Regions from separate parts of the Homo sapiens genome. Here region 2 is linked to region 1. Evidence: read pairs that join two places in POLR2A ChIA-PET (ENCODE). Cell type or tissue: Panc1. All regions are shown on one strand.

What was found. Peaks named below come from ENCODE experiments on the same cell type or tissue, not always from the same donor. Only the 100,000 strongest peaks of a DNase experiment are listed, where the experiment ranks them.
Region 2: POLR2A ChIA-PET joins it to region 1 with 13 read pairs; 4 of 35 experiments call an interaction of 5 or more read pairs at or near these places.

What each region holds. Positions count from the first base shown.
Region 1 is chr1:53,235,082-53,243,081 of GRCh38, forward strand. It overlaps MAGOH (mago homolog, exon junction complex subunit), which reads right to left and starts at 3,437. Exons shown (of 5, transcript NM_002370.4): 1 at 3,280-3,437; 2 at 496-554. The coding sequence starts at 3,367. LRP8 (LDL receptor related protein 8) reads right to left here. Exons shown (of 19, transcript NM_004631.5): 19 at 7,283-8,000. MAGOH-DT (MAGOH divergent transcript) reads left to right here and starts at 3,529. Exons shown (of 3, transcript NR_038953.1): 1 at 3,529-4,264; 2 at 6,766-6,864; 3 at 7,357-7,702. RefSeq lists enhancers at 3,090-3,731, 3,219-3,278, 3,319-3,448. In Panc1, no CTCF peak of the experiment used is centred here; a DNase peak (open chromatin) is centred at 3,520; H3K4me3 peaks cover 2,706 bases; H3K27ac peaks cover 2,050 bases.
Region 2 is chr1:52,976,956-52,984,955 of GRCh38, forward strand. It overlaps SCP2 (sterol carrier protein 2), which reads left to right. Exons shown (of 16, transcript NM_002979.5): 9 at 1,262-1,412; 10 at 3,441-3,588. Among named protein-coding and RNA genes, the nearest start is that of SCP2, 54 kb to the left of the region's middle. In Panc1, no CTCF peak of the experiment used is centred here; no DNase peak of the experiment used is centred here.

The DNA of each region.
Region 1 (8,000 bases):
CTGACATCTAACATGCATTCAATGATGTCAACTGCTTTCCCATGCTCCCTTTCCCACTCAGATGTAAATTAAATAGCTCTTCATTGTGTACCATGTACACAGGGAATATAGAGCACTTTAAATAGAACATATTTAATTTTATGACAGCACTTGGGAGTGGGAGGTAGCTTTTATTATTCCTGTTTTTACAGGTGAAGAAACAGAGATTTATCAAGTTCAGCCAGGAACTTGCCCAAGGTCACATGGGGTAGTAAGCAGCAGACTCAGGGTTCAAACCAAGGTATGTCAAAGGTTACCAGTAATTGATTCCACAATGTAAAATAAAAAAATCCCAACTAAAAGATGATTTGGGAAATAATCCAGAAGCTGTCTACAGACATGTGTCTCTCTCCCTGTTCTTTATCTTTCAATACTACTAGAAACAATAAAAACAATGCAAGACAAAAAGCTGAAATGTAGCAAATGAAGGACTCTCAGAAGGCAGAAGGCTCATACCTCTTTTCTGATCATGACATCATTCTTGTAATTGCTGTTGTTGGCATATCTTAACTTCCCTGTGGGGGCAAAAAACAATTTCAACGTATAATAAAAACATATGAATAAAGCATCAATACCATGCCAAGGCATCAGCAGTTGCCCAAAATGTATCTAACTTGCTAAAAGTGTCTAACAGATTTATTATTTACTCTTAAGGTATTTCAACAATACTAGTCTTTTCAGTTCTTCACTTCAGGCTTAAACAGCCAAATATACAGCTGAAACTCAACTACTGCAAAAAGCAGCTCAGGTGGGGTATAAACACAGGCAGGCTCTTTTCTGACTTTGTCAAATCACATTTTTGCAGGTGAATGTCCTGAAAACAGGCCTAGTAACTGATAACTTACCGACACATAGGACCTCCTGAGGCTCAAATGAGCTGTGAAAACATTTTGAAAACTGTAGGATGCAGTTTACATATATTATCATGTGACTGTGCCATACTCTATTTCTGTGATGGAGAAGCTGCTGCTTTTATCACTGAGCACATTTGGTACACAAGACCCTTTGCCCATGTGTGCATCTGACAGATTAATGGTGGGGATGAGGAGAAGACAGAAGGAAATAGAAGACATGTAGACTAGAAGACATACATGTGAGATGAGCCCAGTGAATTTATTCCAACAGCCTCTGTGCTGTCTCTCTGCCTCAAGTTTCTTCACATTCAGTTCACTGTCCATACAGTGGACAAGGTGATGTGGTAACAGATCTATCAGATTAGGTTACTCTAATACTTTGATAAAGTCAATGGCTTTCCACTGCCTTCCTGGTAAAATCCAAACTCCTCAACATGGCATACAGCTAAGCTAAGCCCCTGCCTGCTTTTCCAGCCTCATTCCTGCCAATATTCTTCTCTCACACAGCTGAAGTCAAACTACTTGGTTTCTGCCTGAAACATCCCAAGCACTTTTTGGTTTTCAGCTTCTTTGCATGCTGTCTAAAATGCCTTCTTGACTCTTCTTCGTCTCCTAACCAATTCCTCACATCCCCTCCTCCCATCATTTTATGTAGGAAGCCTCCTCTGACCCTCAGGCTTGGTTAGGTGCACCCTTCTCTGCTGCGAGCCTCCTCTGTTTCTTTTTACCACAACACCTAATGTGCTGTTTTATCACTGCTTACAAATCTATCTCCCTCACAGTCGAGGCCTGTCAGATTCATCTTTGTGCCCCACTTAGTGGATGTCTTCTGTCATCTTTGATTGCTCTTTCCTTCACCACAGTGCCTCTGCCAACAAAATCCTATCAACGATCAAAGTCCAGTTGGTTCTGCCTCCAACAGTTTCCTAAATCTTTCTCTCCATTTCTACTATCTCTGTAGTCCCAACCAGTATCTTTTTTTTTTTTTTTTTTTGAGACAGAGTCTTGCTCTGTCACCCAGGCTGGGGTACAGTGGCACTATCTCAGCTTGCTGCAACCTCCGCCCCAGGTTCAAGAGATTCTCCTGTCTCAGCCTCCCGAGCAGCTGGGATTACAGGCGTCTGCCACCACACCCGGCTAATTTTTGTATTTTTAGTAGAGGCGGGGTTTCACCATGTTGGCCAGGCTGGTCTTGAACTCCTGACCTCAAGTGATCCGCATACCTCGGCCTCCCAAAGGGCTGAGATTACAGGCTTGAGCCACCGCGCCCGGCCCCCAACATCTTTCGTGTCTTGACAACTGCAACAGTCTCCTAATCAATAGCCCTGTTTCCACTCTTGCCCATTCCGCACCCAATAACCAGAATGCTTTTTCAAGAAGAGATCACATTTCTTCTCTGCTTAAAACCTTCCAAGCCCGGCCGGGCGCGGTGGCTCACACCTGTAATCCCAGCACTTTGGGACGCCGAGGCGGGCGTATCACCTGAGGTCAGGAGTTCGAGACCAGCCTGGCCAACATGGTGAAACTCCGTCTCTACTAAAAATACAAAATTAGCCGGGCGTGGTGGTGGGCGCCTATAATTCCAGCTACTCGGGAGGCTGAGGCAGGAGAATCACTTGAACCCGGGAGGCGGAGGTTGCAATAAGCCGAGATCGCGCCATTGCACTCCAGCCTGGGCAAAAAGAGCGAAAGCCGTCTCAAAAAAAAAAAAAAAAAAAAGGCCTTCCAAGTCCAAACTTTTTACCGTGGTCTATAAAGACCTAAGAGGTGCCGCTCCTACCTACCTATCCGACATCATCTCCTGCTATCTCCCAGCTCACCACTCTTCAACCACACTGACCACCTGAGACACGCCTAGCTCATTCCCGCCCTGCAGCCTTGACATCTGGTATTCCCTTTGTGTAGAATGGTCTTCCTTATGAGCTTCACAAGGCTGAGCCCTTCTTGTTAATTAGGACTCGGCTGCAATATACCCTTTACAGAGAGCTCTCTAATGGCCAACCTATCTAAAAGCAGCCCATCCAGCAATTATTCTACCATGTTATTTTTTGACCACTCACTGCTATCTGGAATCATCTTTTTGTTTATGATCTCTCTCCCGGCAGTAAAACACAAGTTCCACGAGAGGGGAAGTTTGTCTACCTTCGCTGCCGTATTCCCAAAGAGTGGAACAGAGCCTGGCACACAGTGGGCGTTCAGTCAACGTTTGCTGAATGGATAGAAAGACCCCGTGGAGCAGACACAGTGGCGTTCCTTTAAGATCTGCACTGCACAGGTCTCAGTCCCTCCCTCCTCTAGTTCCCCACAGATTTCCGACCCTCGGCCTCCCCACTCGCCGGCCCCCAGGCCTGGTCCCCGCTCCCGGCGGGCGGCAGGCTGCTTTTACCGTCCGGTCGAAACTCAAACTCCAGGAACTCGTGGCCGAACTTGCCCTTGTGCCCCACGTAGTAACGCAGATAAAAGTCACTCTCCATGGCTCCCAAAAGACAACCGAGCCTGAACTTCCAAGAGCAAGCCGCACTGCCGCCGTCTGCGCCCGACACTGACGTTTGCGGCGGCGCGCGGAAGTGACGTCAGGTCCCGTCGTCGCTGCGTGGAGGGGTTCCTTCTCGCTAACCTCTTCGCCCGGAAGTGGCAACAAGACTGCAACATCCCCTCACGCCTAGTCTGTAAAGAACTTTGTTTAACCCGGAGGCGGGGCCAGCCAGCTCCGCCCCTCCAGCTGGACGCGGGAGCGAGGTTGAGGTTCATACCCCTGGGTTCTCTCCAGGCCTGAGGCGGAGAGCCAGCCGCCTGCCTACCTCTGGGCTTTGAACCCCGGGTCTGGTGACTTCGCTTAAAGACCTCGGGCCGAAGGCCCGCCAGGCTCAACCTCGGTTCACAGGACCCCCGACTTGTGTGAGTCGTACACCGCTCTTTACCGTCTCTGGACCTAGGTCATCTCGGCAGTAAAATGGGGTGAAATGACCCGACCTCCCCGGAGGATGCCGCGCACGATGTGTGCCTCAAGTTGGCTTCCACTGACCTGAACTGTTAAGAAAGCCCTCCTCAGTGACGCCTTCCCTGAATCCACAGTGGAGATTGCCGTTTTCCTGGAACTAATTCACCCACACTTACCCATTTCATCCCTTTCCACCTTTTATTTCTACCTTTCTGCCCCACTGATCTCTAGAATAGGTGCTGGGAGACGTTAGAGTATTTGATCTCCCACTCCCCAGTCATCCCACTTACCGAGCAGTAATTCTCTGCCTGGCTGCACATTGCAATCACTTGGGAAGCCTCTAAAAATACTGATGCCAGGGCTCTACCCCAAGCCAGTTAAAATCTCCAGCGCTGGACCTGGGCATTGGTACTTTTTGTAAAGCTTTCAGGTGAGTCAGAGTTGAGGACCACTGACCAAAGAGGTCCTTTCTTTTCAGGGTAAAGTTGTCCTCTGTGAAGCCTTTCTGGCTCTGGAAAAAATTTACAGTTGAGTAGGCCCAGGGCAATCAAGATCATAATTATGTAATAGGAACCTGCTTTCACTCATCTAAGTTCCAGGCTTAGAAAGAATGAATGGTTCTAGAGACAGTGCCGAGATGACATCATTCTTGGGTCCTGGCGGCTAGAACTGTATACGATTCTGTAAGTTGGGACAGCAGTCTCTGATTCCTATTCCCAGTCTTTTCTTTTTGAGACGGAGTTTCGCTCTTGTTGCCCAGGCTGGAGTGCAATGGAGTGATCTCAGTTCACCGCAACCTCGCCTACCTAATTTTTAAACTTTTTGTAGAGGCAAAGTCTCCCTATGTTGCCCACGCTGGTCTCAAACTCCTGGGTTCAAGTGATTCTCCTGCCTTAGCCTCCCAAGTAGCTGGGATTACAGGCATGCGCCACCATGTCCAGCTAATTTTTGTAATTTTCTGTTTTTAGTAGAGACGGGGTTTCACCATGTTGGCCAGGCTGGTCTCGAACTCCCGACCTCAGGCGATCCGTCTGCCTCGGCCTCCCAAAGTGCTGGGATTACAGGCATGAGCCACCGCGCCCGGCCCTCAGTCTTAACACGGAGTCCTTTTCTCCCTGCAAAAGCATTAGCAGCAGAGTGTAGAGTAGGTGTGGTGGGGGAAAAATCACTGGACACAGGTTAAAATAATCCCTGTGTAACAATGACTCATTGTAACCAAAGGTGAACCGACTCAACTTTTTAGACTTCAGTTTCCTTCTCTTTAAAATGAGCATAATAATGTACACCTAGCAGAACTGTTGTAAGAAACAATGTCTCGGAAACTAAATTGCTGTAAAACCATAAGACATTTTTATTACAAAACACTGGATATGGGTGGTAACAAGGGAATTGTATAAACGAGAAGGGGGCTAGACACAGTGGCTCATACCTGTAGTCCCAGCACTTTGGGAGGCTGAGGCAGGAGGATCACTTGAGCCCAGGAGTTTGAGACCAGCCTGGGCAACATAGGAGACTGTCTCTACAAAAAATTTAAAAAATAGGTAGGTGTGGTGGTGCACACCTGTAGTCCTAGCTACTTGGGAGGCTGAGGTAGGAGGATAATTTGAGCCTGGGAGGTCGAGGCTGTAGGGAACCATGATCACACCATTACACTCCAGCCTGGGTGACAAAGCAAGACCCTGTCTCAAAAAAAAAAAAAAAGAGAAAAAAAGAAAAGGGACCAGGTATCAAGCACCTAATAAATGTCAGCCCCTAGGGTCAATGGGATTACCTGTGCTTGTTCTTTGAATCATCACAACAATCTTGAGGTGGTAATTAGAGTTAAGTATGTAGAGGGATTAAGCAATTGCTACAAGGTTATTTTCCAGGAGTAAAATTATAAAAATCATAAGTGAATCTGGGGATCTTCAGATGTGGCAAATAACAAAAGTGTTGAGAAATTTAAAGGACACACAACTCCAGTCAGGCTGTGAAGTAATCCAGGTTTCTGGATATGAGACATGGTGTAACTGAAAGAGCATGGTCTGTGTGTCTGCAGTGCCTGCATTCAGCATCATTTATTTGAGCATCCACTGAGTGTCATGTGCAGAGAGGATACAATGTTGAGCAAGACAGTTGTTCACAGAGCTTGCAGAGGAGGCAGTTAAGGAGCATACAAGCAATTACAATGTAAGGATAAGATTACCAATAAAGGAAGCACAGAGGACTATGGAAGCACATGAGGTGACTCCTAATCCAGTGCAGGGTCCTTAGGGAAATGTTCCTGAAGGAAATGTTCCAGACGGAGGCCCAGAACTGTGTGATTAGAATATAGAGTAGTGAGTGATGAAGCTGGAGACAGGGCAGAAGCCAAATCATGAAGGGTTTTATAAGCCATATTAAAAGAGTTTGGGCAAACCCAAGAATATTGGATTTTTGTGCCAGCAAAGCAGTTGAAGAGCTTTAAGCAGGAAAGTGGAAAGAAGTGGTGGTGATACATCTATGGTACTTTAGAAAGACACTTTGGCTGCAGTCTTGTAGGTTAGATTGGAAAATGAAAAGACTAGAAGTATGACATTCAGATAAGTAGTTTAAGTAATCTATTAGCTGGGCAGGGTGGCGTGCACCTGTAGCCCCAGCTACTCGGGAGGCTGAGACAGGAGAATTGCTTGAGCCCAGGAGGCGGAGGTTGCAATGAGCTATGATCCTACCACTGTACTCCAGCCTGGGTAACAGAGTACGACCCTGTCTCTTAAAAAAAAAAAAAAAAAAAAGTAATGGAGATAGAAAAGTGGATGGATTTGAGATGGAATACCATAATTTAAGGGGTAGGCAAAGGATACTAAGATGTGGCCAGAGAGATAGGAGAAAAAACATGAAATGTTATCATGGAAGCCAAAATAAGAATATGCCAAGAAAAGAGTGGCTAACAGTGTTAACTACTGCTTCCAGGTCAAGGAAGAGCAAGACTGAAAATGTTTACCAGATTTATAATCGAGGAGGTCCTGGATGACCTTGGCAAAAGCAACCCCAATGGCATGGGAATGAATGGTAAGGCAGAAGTATTGGGATGCAAGTAGGCAAAAATTGTTATCGAAGTACAGAGGTGAGTTATCTAACCTAGTCTTAGAGAAAAGGGAAGGCTTCCTGGAGGAGGCATTACCTAAGTGGAGTACTCAAGGACAAATAGGAGTTAGTCATGTGGAGGCAGAGAAGGAAAATTTAGGCAGAGAATGCTACATGTACAATTGCTCTTTGGGGGCACTAAAAATAACCTTGTGACTTTGGGCAGTTACTTTGCCCATTTTCTCATCTATAAAATGGGAGTGGATAGTATTGATAGTATTTATCTCACCGAATTGTTGACAAAGATTGGGATAATTTATATAGAATACTGGTACACATTAGGGACTCAGTAATAGTTCACTCCCCCTCATTAAAGTATTACAATGAAACAAAACTTAAAAGATTTTTTTTAAATGAATTTAATCTCTCTCTAGAAACAGTGCACTGATTTTACAAATGTCCACATTTGGTTTTCAGTTTACCAAGATGATGCCAGTATAGCTAGTGAGATGCAGCACCCCATCCTCAGCCCCCTCGCCTCTGGAAGAGACACCAGACTGCAAAGGGCACCGCGTACAGAAGCTAACGGAACTTGAATGACAAGACAAAAAGAGCAGAATCAGTTAGTGTGACACAACATTCTAACATGCCTGATTCTTACATCAAATATGGTAACTTTGGGGTTGGTAGGGGGAGACAAACAAGGAGAATCCACTTGGGAACAATTTGATGAAGTTTGCAAATCAGCACTTTACCCCCAAATTAACAACAGCTTGTATGGAAAAAAAAATGCTCTTTTAAAAGTATATGGTTTGGACAGGTATATTTGTTTTCTCTTGTAGTTTTTGTAAAAAAGTATCAAAACCTTGGCTTTAAATATATATATATATATATATATACACACACACACACGTGGCTTTTTAAAAATTACTTTTTTATAGCACAAAGTGTTTGTAAATGCAGAGGGTTTCTGCTAATTCTTGACTGTGCACATGGTGCATAGCCTGAATGAACAGAGCTTCCTGATTTTTTTTTAACTGAAAAATTGAAGCAGTAATTCTTTAACCTTCTAAATTCTCCATACCCTAAAAATACAGTGTGAGAAGTCTGTTACTCTATCT
Region 2 (8,000 bases), 260 kb before region 1:
TCTCTTCTCTTGGAAAATGATGTGTTTTACTTCTTCTTGCAGGACTTCTACCTACTTTGGTGATTGCAATTGTATTTATTCATTAAACTGTGGCTTGGGGGCCAGTGGAGCCCAAAGCATTTTGTTTTCCCTGCTATGTACTTCTACTACAGGAAATTCTACTCTATAATAGTAGCTATGAGTAAAAGTAAAACAAGGAAAAATTCATAGCTCTAATGATGATAACAGTTGTTTCTTGCAAAGTGCTTGACAGTATCTGTCTCCTAGAAAATTGAGTGAGTACTGCTTAGCTCCTGCCTGTGTCCTAGTTAACACCTGGCTGTGCCCTGTAGATACAGGCTGGGATGGAAAGAAATAAGTCGGGTCAGCTTTTATTTGTTGTGATATGAGGGTCTGCCCATTTAGAAAGTCTAACTGAACTCCCAGAAGACTTCTTGTGTTTGCTACCTTCCATCACAGTTTGCTGTAAGAAAAAGATCTGTTTAAGATCTCGAGAGTCTTAACTAAAGCAGATGGTTTTGTATTCCCAAGCTATCTTTTCCCAGTTTCCAAAAGGATTTCAGGACTGAGTTATTTGGAGATAGCAAAGTTGGAGCTGGGGCGGTCTGTAGTAGAATCTTTATTGTATTAGGATAGGAATAACCTTTTGGACTTACTCCTCAGAAGATGCCTTATGCATCTCCAGAGGCAAATTGGTAATTCTTTGCAATAAGAACTTTTTGGGGCTGGGCGTGGTAGCTCACGCCTGTAATCCCAGCACATTGGAAGGCCGAGGCGGGCGGATCACCTGAGGTTGGGAGTTCGAGACCAACCTGACCAACATGGAGAAACTCCGTCTCTACTAAAAATACAAAATTAGCCAGGCGTGGTAGCGCATGCCTGTAATCTCAGCTACTCAGGAGGCTGAGGCAGAAGAATCACTTGAACCGGGGAGGAGGAGGTTGCAGTTGCAATGAGCCAAGATAACACCATTATACTCCAGCCTAGGCAACAAGAGCGAAACTCCATCTCAAAAAAAAAAAAAAGAACTTTTTGGGACTCTTAGATTCCAAGTAGTGATTGACAACATTTAAGTTCTTGATAGAGGTTCAGTCCTCAGGTGGGAAGCATGTGTGATTTACAACTGTAGATATCACAAAGAAGACAATCCACTGACCAGCAAGCATATTTGGCCTTTCCTTTCACATAGAAGTAACTCCTAGTCTGAAATCCTCCGATCAGGTGCTACTGGGTGTGGAGAATTATTTTTACTTCCTCTTAGTCCCACTTCAGATGGTGCTGCAGCAGCAATTTTGGCCAGTGAAGCATTTGTACAGAAGTATGGCCTGCAATCCAAAGCTGTGGAAATTTTGGCACAAGAAATGATGACTGATTTGCCAAGCTCGTTTGAAGAAAAAAGCATTATTAAAATGGTATGTCTGAGATTCTATTTGTTATTTTTATTTTTAAGATGGAGTCTCATGATTCTTGTGATGGAGCCATGCATTATTATATAATAACTTTTAATTAACTAGACATGCTATTTGTCATTATTTTAAGTTGACTATGCCTAGAACTCCAATCTTACAGAGTTAAGGGAAAAATGATTGTTTTGTTTTGTTGTTCTTTCTTTTCTTTTCTTTCTTTCAACAGGGTCTTACTCTGTCACTCAGGCTGCAGTGCAGTAGTGCGATCTCAGCTTACTATAGCTTCCACATCCCAGGCTCAATCAATCCTCCCACTTCAGCCTCCCAAGTGGCTGGGACTACAGGCACATGCCACGACTGCCGGCTAATGTTTGTATTTTTTGTAGAGACACAGTTTTGCCATGTTTCCCAGGCTGGTCTTGAATTCCTGGCTCAAGTGATCCACCTGCCTCAGCCTTCCAAAATGCTGGGATTACAGGCGTGAATCACCACACACTGCCACAAAGATGATTTTAATGAACTTTCTTGACCCTCAGCACTTTAAAAATTCTGAATAAAGATTGAGTACAAAATGGAAAAAGTAAAAAAGATGAAAATTCAGACCTAGAGTTAGTTGAATATTTGAAGACATACACACAATACACAAAATTGCATGCTAAATTATAGTTTACAAATGATTTTACAACAACACTGTGAACTGGAAAATGTTTTTGTAACTGCCCAAGATCACAGTTAGGTTGTGGCAGAGGTGGAATTTATATTTAGGTTTCCTGGTTATAGTACATTTTTCATTATACCACAGTTTTATTTCTTTTTCTTTTTCTCTTTGAGACAGGATCTTGCTTTGTTGCCCAGGCTGGAGCGTGGTGGTGCGATCATAGCTCACTGCAACCTCTGCCTCCTAGTCTCAAGCAATCCTCCCACTTCAGCCTCTCGAGAAAGTGGGACTACAGGCATGTGCCACCACATCTGGCTAAGTTTTTGTATTTTTTTTTTTTTTGTAAAGACACGATTTTGCCATGTTACCCAGGCTGGTCTTGAACTCCTGGACTCAAGCGATTCACCTGCCTCGGCCTCCCAAAGTGCCAAAGTGCTGGGATTACAGGCATGAGCCACCACGCCTGGCCTCACCGTTTTATTCCTTGAAGAAAAGTTATTTTATTATTTGAGGAGAAAAACATGTTAAGAACATGGACTTTGGAAAAATGGTTTGAATCCTAGATGATCTTCTAAAAGAAGATTGTGTCATTTTATATAGAAATTCTCCCATATTTTTCAGTGTATCTGACTCATAATGATCTGGTAATAAATGTCTTCAACTTGTTTATCACAACTATACATTGTAGTTTGACAGAAGTTTTGTAACTTAGCACAAGATATGCTCTGAGGAATTCTAGGTCCTTTTTATATATTTTATTTAAAAATTCTGTCATTTTTTAGTACAAAATTGAATATGTACATCCTTCTCCTAGATGTTATTTTATTTAGACTTTCTGTGTAATATAGAATCAATTGACTGACCCTCCTTCCCTCCCTCCCTCCCTTCCTTCCTCCCTTTCTTTCCCTTTCCCTTTCCTCTCTTTCTTTCTTTTCTTCTTTTCTTCTTCTCTTCTTTTTTTGTTTCTTTTTTGAGACAGGATCTTGCTCTTTCATCCAGGCTGGAATTCAGTGGGGTGATCCTGGTTCCCTGCAGCCTTGACCTCCTGTGCTCAAACGATCCTCCCAGCTCAGCCTCCCAAGTATCTGGGACCACAGGCACATACTACCACGCCAGGCTAATTTTTAAATTATTTGTAGAGACAGGATCTTCCATTGTTGCCCAGGCTGGTCTCAAACTCCTGGGCTCAAGCGATCCTCCTGCCTCAGCTTCCCAAAGTGCTTGGATTATAGGCATGAGCCAATGCACCTGGGCAAAAATTTAATATATGTGGTCAATTATCAGTTGTTAAGGTTATGCATCTATTAATCTCTTAAAATACTTGTTTAAAAGGCCCAGTTTTGGTGCCCTTTATTTATATATGGTTTTGGTTTTAGGTTGGCTTTGATATGAGTAAAGAAGCTGCAAGAAAATGCTATGAGAAATCTGGCCTGACACCAAATGATATTGACGTAATAGAACTTCACGATTGCTTTTCTACCAACGAACTCCTTACTTATGAAGCACTGGGACTCTGTCCAGAAGGTAACATCTTTGAATAGGGCAGATTAATTCAGTAAATTTCACTGAGAAAACTTCACTTTGACCGTTAGATAAAAGAATTCACTATTCACTTTTCCCTTAACGTTGGCTCTGCCACACTGTGGGAAATGAATGTAAGCTGTTTTGGTAGTGGACGTTTTAGAACTTGTGGTATTAGGCAGTACCAACACTAAGATGATGGAGTGTCCAGATAATTTGTATTATGATTATATTATTTGTCTGGAAGGCTCTTTTATCTGACCAAAATAGCTACTCCATCTTTCTTATGCTTATTCTTTGCATGAGATTTTATTCATTTGCTTTCAACCTATTTATGTTAATTTATTTAAAGTGTATCTCTTATAGGCAGCATGTAAGCAATAATTTTTTTTTGTTTTTTCGTTTTTCTGAGACGGAGACTCTCTCTGTAGCCCAGGCTGGAGTGCAGTGGTGCAATCTCAGCTCAATGCAACCTCCACCTCCTGGGTTCAAGTGATTCTCCTGCCTCAGCCTCCTGTGTAGCCGGGATTACAGGCACCTGCCAACACGCCCGGCTAATTTTTGTATTTTTAGTAGAGACAGGGTTTCACCATGTTGGCCAGGCTCATCTCAAACTCCTGACCTCAGGTGATCCACCCACCTAGGCTTCCTAAAGTGCTGGAATTATAGGCGTGAGCCACTGCGCCCAGCCGTGATAATGTATTTTTTAAAATCTACTTTGTTGATTTCTGCCTTTTAACTGGAGTGTCGAAACCTGTGCTGATAATGACAGCCACTAGCTATACTTTAGTCTTTGAAATGTAGCTAGTCCAAATTGACGTGTGCTGTAAGTGTGAAGTACACATGGAGTTTTGGAGACTTAATATTGAAAAATAGAATGTAAAGTATTTCATTAATAATTTTTTTTTTTTTTTGAGACAGAGTCTCGCTTTGTCACCCAGGCTGGAGTGCAATGGTGTGATCTCGGCTCATTGCAACTTCTGCCTCCTGGGTTCAAGCAGTTCTTGTGCCTCAGCCTCCCGAGTATTACAGGTGTGCATGCTACCATGCCCAGCTAATTTTTGTAATTTTAGTAGAGACAGGGTTTCACCATGTTGCGCGGGCTGTTCTCAAACTCCTGGCTTCAAGTGATCCACCCGCCTCAGCCTCCCAAAGTGCTGGGGTTGCAAGCATGAGCCACCTGGCTCACTGATAATTTTTTTATGTTGATTACATGTTGAATGAAAATATTTTATATATATATAAAATGTATATATTAAATAAAATATATACTAGAAAATTTAAAAGTATTGTGTGGGCATTATATTTCTGTTAGACAATATTTATTTAGATAATTAATGTAATTATTGATACAGTAGGATTTAGGTTGGTCATTTAATTATCTGTTTTCTATTTGTCCCCTGTAATTTTTGTTCCTCTGTGCCCCTCCTCTTGACTTCTTTTGCATTATTTAAATATTTTTAGTATGCCATTTCAACTTATCGATTGTTTTTTTCACCATATCTCTTTGTTTTTTCTTCTTTGTTTATCCCAGTGGTTGCTATAGAGCATGGTTTATCAACCTTGGCACTATTGACATTTGAGCTCTATCATTCTTGTGATACAGCTTGTGCATGGTAGGATATTCAGCAATATCCCTGCCTCTTACCTACTAAATGCCAGTAGCACCACCCCCCACAGTTGTAACAACCATAAAATGTCTTCAAATATTGTCAAATGTCTTCTGGGGGGTAAAATCTCTCCCAGTTGGCAGGGCGCGGTGGCTCAGGCCTATAATCCCAGCACTTTGGGAGGCCAAGGCGGGCAGATAACGAGGTCAGGAGATCGAGACCATCCTGGCTAACACGGTGAAACCCCCTCTCTACTAAAAATACAAAAAATTAGCCGGGCATGGTGTTGGGCACCTGTAGTCCCAACTACTTGGGAGGCTGAGGCAGGAGAATGGCGTGAACCTGGGAGGCGGAGCTTGCAGGGAGCTGATATCATACCACTGCACTCCAGCCTGGGTGACAGAGCGAGACTCCATCTCAAAAAAACAAAAAAACAAAAAACTCTTCCAGTTGAGAACCACTGCGATAAGAATTATAGTATGCCTCCTTAAGCGTCTCCTTTGAGTTAATATTGTACCACTTCACATAAAATGTAGAAGCCTTGCAACCATATAGGTCCATTCACTGACTCCCCTTTGCCGTACACTGTCCCTTATGTTATAATTGTCATATGTGTTATATCTATTTACATTGAAAACCCCAATATATAATATTATAAGTTTTGCTTTCAACAGTCATACACTTAGATGTCTGTTATATGTCATGGGTAAAAATGTCACACATAATTTTAAAGATACTAAGAGGGAAAAAGTATTTTATACTTATCCAGATATTTATCATTTTTTGTTGCTCTTCATTCTTGAACACCCAAGTTTTTCTCTGTAATCATTTTCTTTAGCCTAAGGAACTTTTTGTAGCATTTTTTATAAAGCAGATCTTTTGGAGATGAATTCTCTTAGTTTTCCTTCAACTGAAAATGTCTTTGCTTAACCTTAATTCCTAAAGGAACTCTGGGCTGATTATAGAATTCTAGGTTGACAGGTCTTTTAGCACTTAAAACATGTTGTTTCAGTCTTCTGACCGCCATAGTTTCTAACGAGGAGTCATGGTCATTCAAATTGTTGTTTCTCTGTATGTGATGGGCCATTTTTCTCTAGCTATTCTCAAGATTTTTAGCAGTTTGATTGTGTAATGTCTAGGCATGGTTTTCTTTTAATTTATTCTCTGTTGTGTTTTCTGAGTTTCTTAAGTCTGAAAATGCAAAACTTTTACCAAATTTGGCAAGTTTTCAGCCATTATTTCTTTAAATGTATGTTCTGTCCCAATTTTTTCCTCCTCTTCTTCTGGACTTCCAATGATGCATATATTAGACCTTTGGATATTGTCCCATAGGTCCCTGAAACTGTTCACTTTGAATCCCCTTTTCTCTCTGTTCTTCACATTTGATAATTTATGTTGATATATCTTTAAATTCACTGACTCTTCCTTCATGTTCTTTCTACTCATGAACCATTCTAATGAGTTTTCTATTTCAAATATTGTATTTTCAGTTCTAAAATTTCCATTTGGTTCATTTTATAGTTTCTATTTCTCTGCTGAGAGCTTACATCTTTTTGTTCATTTCTAGTGGGCTTTCTTTACCTTGTAGTTCTAACAGCTGTTTTAAAGTCTTTAATAATTCCATAATCTGGGCTTTCTTGGGTTTTGCATCTGTTGATTGTCTTTTACCTTGAGAGTATTGGTTACATTTTCTGATTCTTTGTATAGCAAACAATTTTGGATTGTATCCTGGACAGGGTGAATGTCCTATTATATAGATCCTTTGGAGAATGTTGATGTTTTTGTTTTAGCAAGCATTTAAGCCAGTATGTTCTGACAATAAGTTCTGTCTTGCCTTCTGAGGGTGGTGGTTAAAGTCTTTGCTCAGCTCTCTAAATGTATGCCTACGTCAGAGTAAGCCTGAGACTTGTACAGGTCTATACACAGAATTAGGGGATCCTCTTCTCTGGCTCTCTCCACTATAGACTTCTTCCCTTACTCTCCAGCCTGCAGAGATTTCTTTTCCTAGTTCCTTTGGTTAGGAAGATGGGGTTTCTGTTAGAGTTTTAGCTACCTTTGCTGTTTCTGCTGCCATGCTGTTCCAGGGCTGTGCTCAACCTTGGGGCAAAGCTGTTGAGAGAGAGAGAGCCTAAAAAGAAAAAAAGACAACCAGGACCTCACCCTTATGCAGTGGCTTCTCCAAGTTTTGACTTGCTCTATAATCCCCCTGCTTTTATTTACTTTTCAGAGTCCTCAGGCAGTTTTTTTTATTTTTATTTTTATATCCAGTGTTTTCAGTTGTAATCAATGCAAGAGATAAACTGTAGTGAACATATTCTGCCTAATATGGAACTTAATCTAAAAGTTAAATATTTTATGTAGATACAGATATAAAATGATTACTTTCTTTTTTTTTTTTTTCTTTGAGATGGAGTTTCTCTCTTGTTGCCCAGGCTGGAGTGCAGTGGCGCTATCTCAGCTCACCACAACCTCCGCTACCTGGGTTCAAGTGATTCTCCTGCCTCAGCCTCCCGAGTAGCTGGGATTGCAGGCATGCGCCACCATGCCCAGCTAATTTTGTATTTTTAGTAGAGACGGGGTTTCACCATGTTGGCCAGGCTGGTCTCGAACTCCTGACCTCAGGTGATCTGCCCGCCTTGGCCTCCCAAAGTGCTGGGATTATAGGTGTGAGCCACCACACCCAGCTTTTCTTCTTTTTTTTTTTTTCCGAGACAGTTTTGCTCTTGCTGCCCAGGCTGGAGTACAATGGTGAGATCTCAGCTCACTGCAACCTCCCCTTCTCAGGTTCAGGCGATTCTCCTGCCT